Regions from separate parts of the Homo sapiens genome. Here region 1 is linked to region 2. A link is a contact called in ENCODE Hi-C or POLR2A ChIA-PET data. All regions are on one chromosome and are shown on one strand. Each heading gives the region's core, a stretch centred on a gene start or an enhancer-like site at or near the end of the contact. The rest is flanking DNA. Distances are from core to core; before and after follow the strand shown.

Region 1 (4,507 bases), core at 1,998-4,497, 280 kb after region 2:
CCACCAAGAGGTGGAAGTAGAAGTAGCCCCACTTACTATTACTCCTACTGACTTACTGGGATTTTGTTCTCCCATCCCTGCAACTCTGAGCTCTGCAGAGCTGCAGGTCCTGATCCACAAAGGGATGCTGTCTTTCTGTGGACACAACCAGGGTCCCATTGAACTACAAGCCATGGCTACCATCAGGGCACTTTGCATTCCCTGTGTTCAGGAACCAGAAAGCAAGAGAAGCCTCTAACCTGGAGGGAAAATTGATGCTGCTCAGCAGGAAGAGTGTCAGATGTCTTCTCAAAACTGCAGTGGCACCAACTTTCACAGTAAAAGCTTACCAGAACATCCATGACTTGGCCCAATGTTACCTTTCTGTTCTCCTTTCATCCATGACTTGGCCCAATGTTACCTTTCTCATCTCCTTTCCTTTCTTCTCTCCCCCTTGCTCACTCCACTGTAGCCATGCTGAACTCTTTGATGTTCAGTGAGCAGACAAGCTGCTTTCAGGACTGGGGTCTTTCATCCTCCCAGCTTCATGAGATAGAAGGAGCAAGAAAGGCTACAAAATGCAGAAGGAGCTCACACGTGAGACGGAGGGTGAGAGATATTTTATATAATTACACTAATTCGTACGAGCTGATGGCTGAGTTGGACTTTTTACCTCTTAATTTTTAGAACAAGCCTCCTCACTGACAGGAGCAAAATATTAGAGTGGAAAATATTGATGAGAAATCTCTCATCGATCTCATACTCATTGATTATTGACTAAAAAGTTAGCCTGAGACAAAAGAATGATCGTCCTGGAGAACCAACAAAGTTCCATCTTTCATAATGATTAGTAATAGCAAAGTTATTTTTGAGATATGTTAAATGTCAGGTACCAGGCTACACCTTTTATATACTTTGTGTTATTTAATCCCCATAAAATCTATAAGAAAAAGGAATTATTATTCCCATTTCACACACGAAGAAATAGAGGCTCAGAAAGCTGAAATAATTTGCCTAGGTCATACTTCATGTAAAGTGGCCAGCTTTAACCACAGCTCTTTGTGAGTCTAAGACCTATATTATTTTCTCCACAATTTGATTCCCCTTAAGAGAAAGAGATAATCGTTACTTCATTTGTTCATTCACTTATCCATAATTTAATAAATGTTCACTGAGTGATCATGTGCAGGCTTGGCCTGATTTTGCTGATACAGTGGCAAACGAATAGGCTCCTGCCTTACCTTCATGGAGGTTATAGCCTAATGGTATAGCTGGACCAGGAATCAAAGAAGTTCAGGTCTCTGAAGCGCAGCTGACACAGCATGTGCTGAGACTGATATTTGAAGGAGGCGAACAAAGATTACCGTTGACCTAGACCTTGACTATATATTATGCACAGTAAATACATACAACCTTGGTTAAGGCATTGACCTTTTAGCTTCATCAATTTTGAAATGAGTATAGTAATAATACATTTCTTGCCAAGTGGTTGTAATCTCAAATGAGAAAATGTGTGAAAGGCCTTGGCAAACTGTAAAATAGTCAACAAGGAGAAAAGGCCTTTTTTTTTTTTTTGAGAGATGGTCTCACTTTGTCACCCAGGCTGGAGTGCAGTGGCACAATCATGGCTCACTGCAGCCTCTGCCTACCAGGCTCAAGTGATCCTCCTGCCTCAGCCTCCGAAGTAGCCAGGACCACCGGTGTGCGTCACCATGGCCAGTTAATTTTCTTAATTTTTTGTAGAGACAAGGTCTTGCTGTGTTGCCCAGGCTGGTCTCAAGCTCCTGGCCTCTAGCGATTCTCCTGCCTCGGCCTCCTAAAGTGCTGGGATTACAGGCTTGAGACACGGTGCCTGGCTGGTCTTTTCTTTATGCTAAAAAAATTCAAACAGATGCTACATTAGAATAGTGCAATAAACACCCAGATGCCCATCAACCAGCTATGACAGTTATCAACTCATGGCCAATCATGCTTCATCTTTAGCCAGACCCTGATTACCCATTTTTTGGGAAGCAAATCTTTGACTGCCTATATTTTTATCCATATATATATATGTGTGTGTGTGTGTGTGTGTGTGTGTATACCTCAGTGAGTGTGTGTGTACCTCAGTGAGGGGATTCTTTTAAAAAATATAGCCACAAATACCATTATTACTCCTAAAAGCCTAAAAACAAAATTTACAGCAATTCCTTAATTTTATCAAATATTATAATTTGACTTAGTGGTTAAATTTCCCTGATTATCTCAAAAATTTTGAACTCAGTAGGTTTGAATTAGTATTTAGATAAGGTTCACATATTGCAGCTGGCTGCTATGTTTTTTTTTTTTTTTTTTTTTTCAGATGGAGTCTTGCTCTGTCCCCAGGCTGGAGTGCGGTGGCGCCATCTCGGCTCACTGCAAGCTCCACCTCCCGGATTCATGCCATTCTCCTGCCTCAGCCTCCCGAGTAGCTGGGACTACAGGCGCGTGCCACCACGCCGGGCTAATTTTTTGTATTTTTTAGTAGAGATGGGGTTTCACCGTGTTAGCCAGGATGGTCTCGATCTCCTGACCTCGTGATCCACCCGCCTCGGCCTCCCAAAGTGCTGGGATTACAGGCTTGAGCCACCGCGCCCGGCCTGCTATGTTGTTTTTTAATCTGTAAGTTTCTCCTTCATCTTCTTTTTGTTTTGGTTTTGCATTTTGTTCGATTACGGAACTGTAGAACAGTGGTTCTTAAACTTAAGTGTGGATTAGAATCATCTGGAGAGCTTGTGAAACCCTGGATTGCTGTGTCCAGTCCCCACGGATTCTGATTCCGTATTGTATTTCTCTTTTTTTTTTGAGACGGAGTCTTGCTCTGTCGCCGAGGCTGGAGTGCAGTGGCGGGATCTGGGCTCACTGAAACCTCCGCCTCCCAGGTTCAAACGATTCTCCTGCCTTGGCCTCCCGACTAGCTGGGACTACAAGCGCGCCATTACTGGGTCTTTGTGAGGATTAAATGAGATTTTAAAAAGTGAAGTGCTTAGCATAGTACTCTGGCACTTACCAAATGCCCAGCAAATTTGACTGTTATTTTTCAACCAAGAAATCATAAAGGGGTGCACGGTCTGTGGAAGGCCTTGAGTTTTGTGGAGTTTTGTGTTTTGCTGCGTTTTGACGTTAGCACAGGCAAGCAGCAGCGCCAAAGAAGTACCTGAAGAAAGGTGAAGAGCAACTCTCCTGGTCACTTCGTAAGTCAGCTCAAAATTCTGCCCCTTTAAGGAGGGCTCAGCCACGTGACCAACCGGGTCACATGGCCCGCGGGACAACATGGCTGCGCCCGCACTAGGGCTGGTGTGTGGACGTTGCCCTGAGCTGGGTCTCGTCCTCTTGCTGCTGCTGCTCTCGCTGCTGTGTGGAGCGGCAGGGAGCCAGGAGGCCGGGACCGGTGCGGGCGCGGGGTCCCTTGCGGGTTCTTGCGGCTGCGGCACGCCCCAGCGGCCTGGCGCCCATGGCAGTTCGGCAGCCGCTCACCGATACTCGCGGGAGGCTAACGCTCCGGGCCCCGTACCCGGAGAGCGGCAACTCGCGCACTCAAAGGTGCTCCATCGATTCCTCCGAGGCGGGTGGGGGCTGCTCGGTTCCTGGACGGGGTTGGAGTAGGCAAAGCAAGGCACTAGTAGGAAGGGAAGTAAAGGTTATAACCACACCCCAAATCGAGCACCTGCTGTTCCCGTATGAGGAGTTCCTTCTCCGTGCCTCACCGGAAGACTCCATTTAATTGACCATTAGGGAGTTTGGTTTGAGGGTTATTGTTACTTCTTTACCCCCTATTTCTTTCTCCCTCCAACCTGTTCTCTTAATGAGGATCTCATAATTTTAAGGCAATCAAATTATGGTTTAAATCACCATTTCCTCTCTTATTAACGGAATAAATTAGGATCCTGGGTCTCAGTATCTTCACCAGGGTTGTTGTATACTTATCTGTAGTCTCCTCGAGTACACTCTGCTTGAGGACAAGGGCTTGAATTGTTTATCCTGCTATTCTTAGCACTTTAGCACTTAGGAAGGGCTAAGCAAACTGTAGTTGTTTTATTGCTATTATTTATCTGTCTTGCTTAGCGCCTGTATGTGTTAGGTGCCGGGATATATAAATAACTTACTGGCCGGGCGCGGTGGCTCACATGCCTGTAATCCCAGCACTTTGGGAGGCCGAAGCGCGCGGATCACGAGGTCAGGAGTTCGAGACCAGCCTGGCCAACATGGCGAAACCCCGTCTCTACTAAAAATACAAAAATTAGCCGGGCGTGGTGGCGGGCGCCTGTAATCCCAGCTACTCGGGAGGCTGAGGCAGGAGAATTGCTGGAACCCGGGAGGCGGAGGTTGCAGTGAGCCGAGATCTTGCCACTGCACTCCAGCCTGGGCGACAGGGCGAGACTCCGTCTCGAAAAAAAAAAAGAAAGAAAGAAATAACTGTTACTTCAATCTGTCTGCCCGGTATTTTGCATATTGATGTGTTGTCGAAACAACTTATGGGTCTAAAGGTCAGGTCTTCTGACTCCTAAAC
Region 2 (4,521 bases), core at 789-3,288:
AGTCAACCCTAGTCCTTCCCAACTCAACTGACTCTCGGGTACAGCCGAGTCTGGTCCCCAGCAGAATGCTCTGGGACTCTTCATGTCTCCCCACCCTGCATCCCCATCTTGCTGTGTGCTGGCCCACCAGGTAACTTCCACACGGCCACAGAGAGCATCCCTGGCAGCTGACAGTAAGATGTACAGATGGCCAAGCGGTTAGAGCAGGGCAGGGTGAAATCACACAGCACTCATCTGGGTAAAGCTGCTTTGTATATTAGGGCTTTGGCGGCGGCAGCGCATATCCAAGCAGGGGACAGGCCCAAGCCAACTTGGTGCCCTTTAGAAGCACCGACTAGGGATCGGCGGGAACCACAGAGATCACCTCATCCAGCCCCGACTTGATGACAAGCCCATCACCCTGGTGGAGCAGATACTTTCCGCAGCTCTGCCCCTGACCGACCACCATGGGGTAGACCGCGTTAGCTTCCTTCACTCAGCTCCTCCAACATCCCAAGCACAAGCCAACCCTCTTCTGAAATACTCTTGCCCTCTGCTACTCTTCACACAGCTCCTTCTCTTCGCATCTGTTGGGTCTCAGCTTGAACGGTATCTCCCCAGAGAAGCCCTCCCTGGCCACGCTTCGTGGCGCCTGTTTGCTTCCCCATCACACTTCTCTGAAGCTCTGATTTAGCTGATGATGAGCTGATTTCCTAGCTCTGTCTCCCACAAGACTGTAAGCTCCTGGAGGGCAGGGGCTATGTTGGTCTCATCCCTGACTGTATTGACGCCAATGTGTATAGCACCTGACACCCAGGGAGTGCTCAGTAAGTAAACATCTGCTATATTAAGCCGGCTGTGGTGACACAAGCCAGTAGTTCTAGCTACTCCGGAGGCTGAGACAGAAAGATCTCTTCAGCCCAGGAGTTCAAGGCCAGCTTGGTCAACACAGTAAGGCCTCTTCTCTCTTTTTAAAAAATTTACTATATTAATGAATGAACAATAATCCTGAAGGAGGTGCAATTCCGAAACACTCAAGCCAAGCTTTGCATCCATGGCAGCTGAAGTATAACTTTATGGCCAGAAGAAGCCTGCATGTGAAAGCTCAAAGTCCTGCTAAGTGGGAATATGCAGCACACCGCAGACCAGCCAAAGGCAGCTGATGTGGTGTTGTCACCTCTACGGGCTTATCCGGTTTTTGCACGTAACTCTGTGATGGGCTCAGCCTGGCTGAGGATCCTTAATCCATCGAGTTAACTGTTAACTACCCCGGCCCCAGTGACACAGCAGCTTGCATGATTAACTACAGCCCGGGAGGGATGATCATTTGTGCACCTTCCGTCTCCAAACCTGGCTCCCTCCCCAGACTTGATAGCTACAAGCTCTGGGCTCAACAGTTTGTGGGTTTGTGTTGCAAGGAGGCTAATAAAAACATATTTCTCAAATACCATATGGTGAGGGCAACTGCAACACATCCTCCTCGAAGAGCAATAAAATATATATATTTTTAAAGTCCTGAATTCCAGGGGAAAAACGAGGCTTGAAGACTTCAGAGGGTTTACAGGACTATCCCCTTCAGTGTCAGAGCCATCTTGATCAAAAGTCTAAAACCCAGGAATAGGAAATTGGTAGAAACTTTGAGAGAGCCTCTGACAGTTTCAAAGAGGAACTCAGAGGACCTCAGGAAATGTGAGCGGGCATAGATTTCTCCGTGAAAAGGAGGGTCAAGGCAGAAGAACCAGAGGCAACTGTGAACATCAAGTCAGTTCTCAGGGAAGCAGGGGATCCAAGTGTGTACATGAGGCGCCTTCACTGTCCCTGCATCAGGAATCTAGCTGTTGGCACCTTATAATGAGAAAACAGTCTCAACCATGAAGTTAACTCTGCTGGAAGATTTCCAAAGGGAAAGTCCCTCCCGTTACTCAGAGGGGAAAAAAAAATTACCTACTTGGTCTGGAATCCGGGGATATTTTATGCAGATGTCTCTAACAGAAGTTAATAAAGGGAAGTCAGCTTGCCTCTGATTATTCAAACAGGCTACTGCTATTAAGGATTGCACAACTTCTGGGCAAGGCAGAGGTGGGTTTGGCTTTTTAAAAATTTTTTCAGCCTGTCCTCATGGAACTACATATTCTTTTCTAAGAACTTTTCATCCTAACCTCCCTACTCACATCTTCTAAGTGTCTCTGCTCTGGTGGGAATGTGATGGACAACACAGAGCCATCTCAGAAGCCTCTGTGGCCACCACCAGGCCGGCCAGGGTGCAGGGGGCCACTCCCTGGGCAGCCATAGGGTTCTCAGCAAGGTGCATTCGTCGTCCCTGCTGAGAATCTGATGGGGCAGCATTTTTTTTTTTAATTAAATGCAAGCTGAGTCATTTCAACCTGCAACCTTCAGGTAACAGGAGTTACCCAAGCTCCAGGAATTATGATTGTGGGGTAAACCCATTCTCTTGTTTTCTTGCGGTTCTATTTTATAACGCACTAGAGGAGACAGAGACGTCATTGCTTCACCCAGGGCAAGAGGACAAAGGAGGATGCATGGAAATACAAACAGCCCTTCTCCTCCAGGCCATACCGACTGTCCAACTAGCAACAGACTTCACCTGGTTTTGGAGCAATCTGAATTTGGAATATGCCAGAGAAAACTTCTATCAGGCAAGATGGAAGACTCCTAGGATAGGTCTCTCTCATGGAGGGATTGGTAATAAAAAAATCATGGGAAAAGAAATAAGGGAGGGTGGAAAAAACACACCTTAGAAAACAACTTCTGATGTCCCGGGGCTACACAATGGGGGAGCTGAGCACTTAGGAAGGAGAGGGAAAATATTCTGTTTCCGGAGACAGCTCCAAGAATCATGAGTAGGTGTGAGAAACAAGGAAGCTTACAGATTTAAAAAAAAAAAGAAAGAAAGAAAGGAAGGGGGCAAAAGGAAGGAGTCAGGGAAGGGGGGAGTGAGATCTTTGAGAGACAGGGGAATTAAAAAACACCATAGCAACAACGCAGTCCACCTACCCTGGCCGCCCACCCACAGCCAGATTCTTTACTGACGCATTTGAGAACAAGCTGGTTCCTACCAGCTCAGGAAGGTGAGCAAACCCAGAGAGCTCATTAAATCCCTTCTCAGCGACTCTTGTCTGCCTGCAGATAGTGAGCAAGGAGGATATAAATAGAAGTTATATAACATCTCTTTGTTGATTCCTGTGCTTACCAAAAAAAAATGCAGCATGACCTTGTTTTTCTTTAGAGTTTGCCTCGGCCTGCTGGTTGAGGACTTTAATCCAGATAGGAATCATCTTGAAGTTTAAACAGCAGGATATAGATTTCCAAGTTAAGGGTGCTCTGCATGGCCATCCAAGTTAGGAACCCACAGGGTCAAGTCCTCCTCCGCGGATTAAAAAAAAAAAAATCCACCAGCTCTAAAACAACAACAGCAGGTATGGAATCTTGTGGCTTCCTCTTAGAACATCTCCTGAGGTAAATTAAGGAGTAAATTTGATACCCAAGAGCAAAGCATCATTAAAATGGCATCTTGGGTTTTCTAAAGGAGGTTCGAGCACCACAGGTATATTCAAAGGTAACTGGTGGTTTCCACATACCCTCCAGGCCTAAGCAGTTGTCTTTTTGTTCCTTAACAGGCACGATGGTAAGAGTCCAGTGGATGGAAAAGGCCTCCTCCTTAAAGATGGTGATGGAAACGAGCACTGCACAGGGAAACACAAATCAGGTCCCCTGAAATCCAGCCCAACCTGGCCAGACCCTCCAGTGCCCATCAGGGCTTATGAACAGGGTGCTTCAGTGTCTTTGTTAGGGGTGGTTAAAAAGGAGCACGTGCTTATAGGGGATGCTGCTGAGCTCCATGATTTTGACTTCCTGTCTAACCTGTTGATGCTACAAAACTCTTTTAAAAACAGTTACCATGGGAACTTTTCCCTAGCAAGCATTCTTCAAGAAACGTTACAGGTGCTGGTGAATTCAATGCCCTTGGTGTCAATAAGCTTTTGCTGAGTCTTAGAATGTGTGGCTTGAACTGAGAGGACTTTCAAACAGATAATGCGAAGTTTCCAATGCAAATGTCTTCGGGGTTAAGTGTCAGTGAAGTGCAGTGGAAGGTAGGGGGATAAAATGATCTCAGTGTATATGGAGGCCCCACTTAAGCATTCAAAAAATTCTATATACAGTGTTTTCAATGTATTATGTATCAGCAAAACAAAATACCCCATAGGGCTATAATCAGCTCAGGGGGTCACCTCAGCAAGAGATGCTCTGGCTATCACTCCTACTACGGGATTTCCTCTCTCATCAGAACCAGTAGGTGGTCAAAACCACAATAATGCATAAATGAAGGCAGGGAATTGGGTATCCAATGTGAGCAACTGAAAAGGTGCCATGTATTAGCTATTTGCCATTATGGTTCTGCAAGTGCTCAGATGACTCATAAAATGACCAGAACAAAAGTTTGTTCTTTTGTTTTTACTTTGAGAAGATAAAGAATCACGAATTAGTATTCAAGGTTACCTAATACTAACCCTTGTCTACCAC

What was found. A loop is a pair of places that touch in the nucleus more often than their neighbours do. ChIA-PET counts read pairs that join two places held with the same protein, here RNA polymerase II (POLR2A). Pooled maps may share reads with other maps.
Region 1: a pooled map shows a loop between it and region 2 (2.6-fold over the local background). The contact joins the promoter of SUMF1 here to the promoter of EGOT in region 2. A Hi-C loop is called at or near these places in 2 of 50 pooled maps. POLR2A ChIA-PET finds 5 or more read pairs at or near these places in 2 of 52 experiments (Caco-2 and PC-9).

The regions. Positions count from the first base shown.
Region 1 is chr3:4,466,009-4,470,515 of GRCh38, reverse strand. SUMF1 (sulfatase modifying factor 1) reads left to right here and starts at 3,247. Exons shown (of 9, transcript NM_182760.4): 1 at 3,247-3,540. The coding sequence starts at 3,271. LOC124909340 (a long non-coding RNA gene) reads right to left here and starts at 3,692. Exons shown (of 2, transcript XR_007095789.1): 1 at 3,008-3,692; 2 at 1,117-1,852. RefSeq lists an enhancer at 3,021-3,200 and a silencer at 3,371-3,550.
Region 2 is chr3:4,749,107-4,753,627 of GRCh38, reverse strand. EGOT (eosinophil granule ontogeny transcript) reads left to right here and starts at 2,038. Exons shown (of 2, transcript NR_004428.1): 1 at 2,038-2,682; 2 at 3,618-4,436. The region is part of intron 44 of ITPR1 (inositol 1,4,5-trisphosphate receptor type 1); the gene reads right to left. RefSeq lists an enhancer at 3,916-3,985.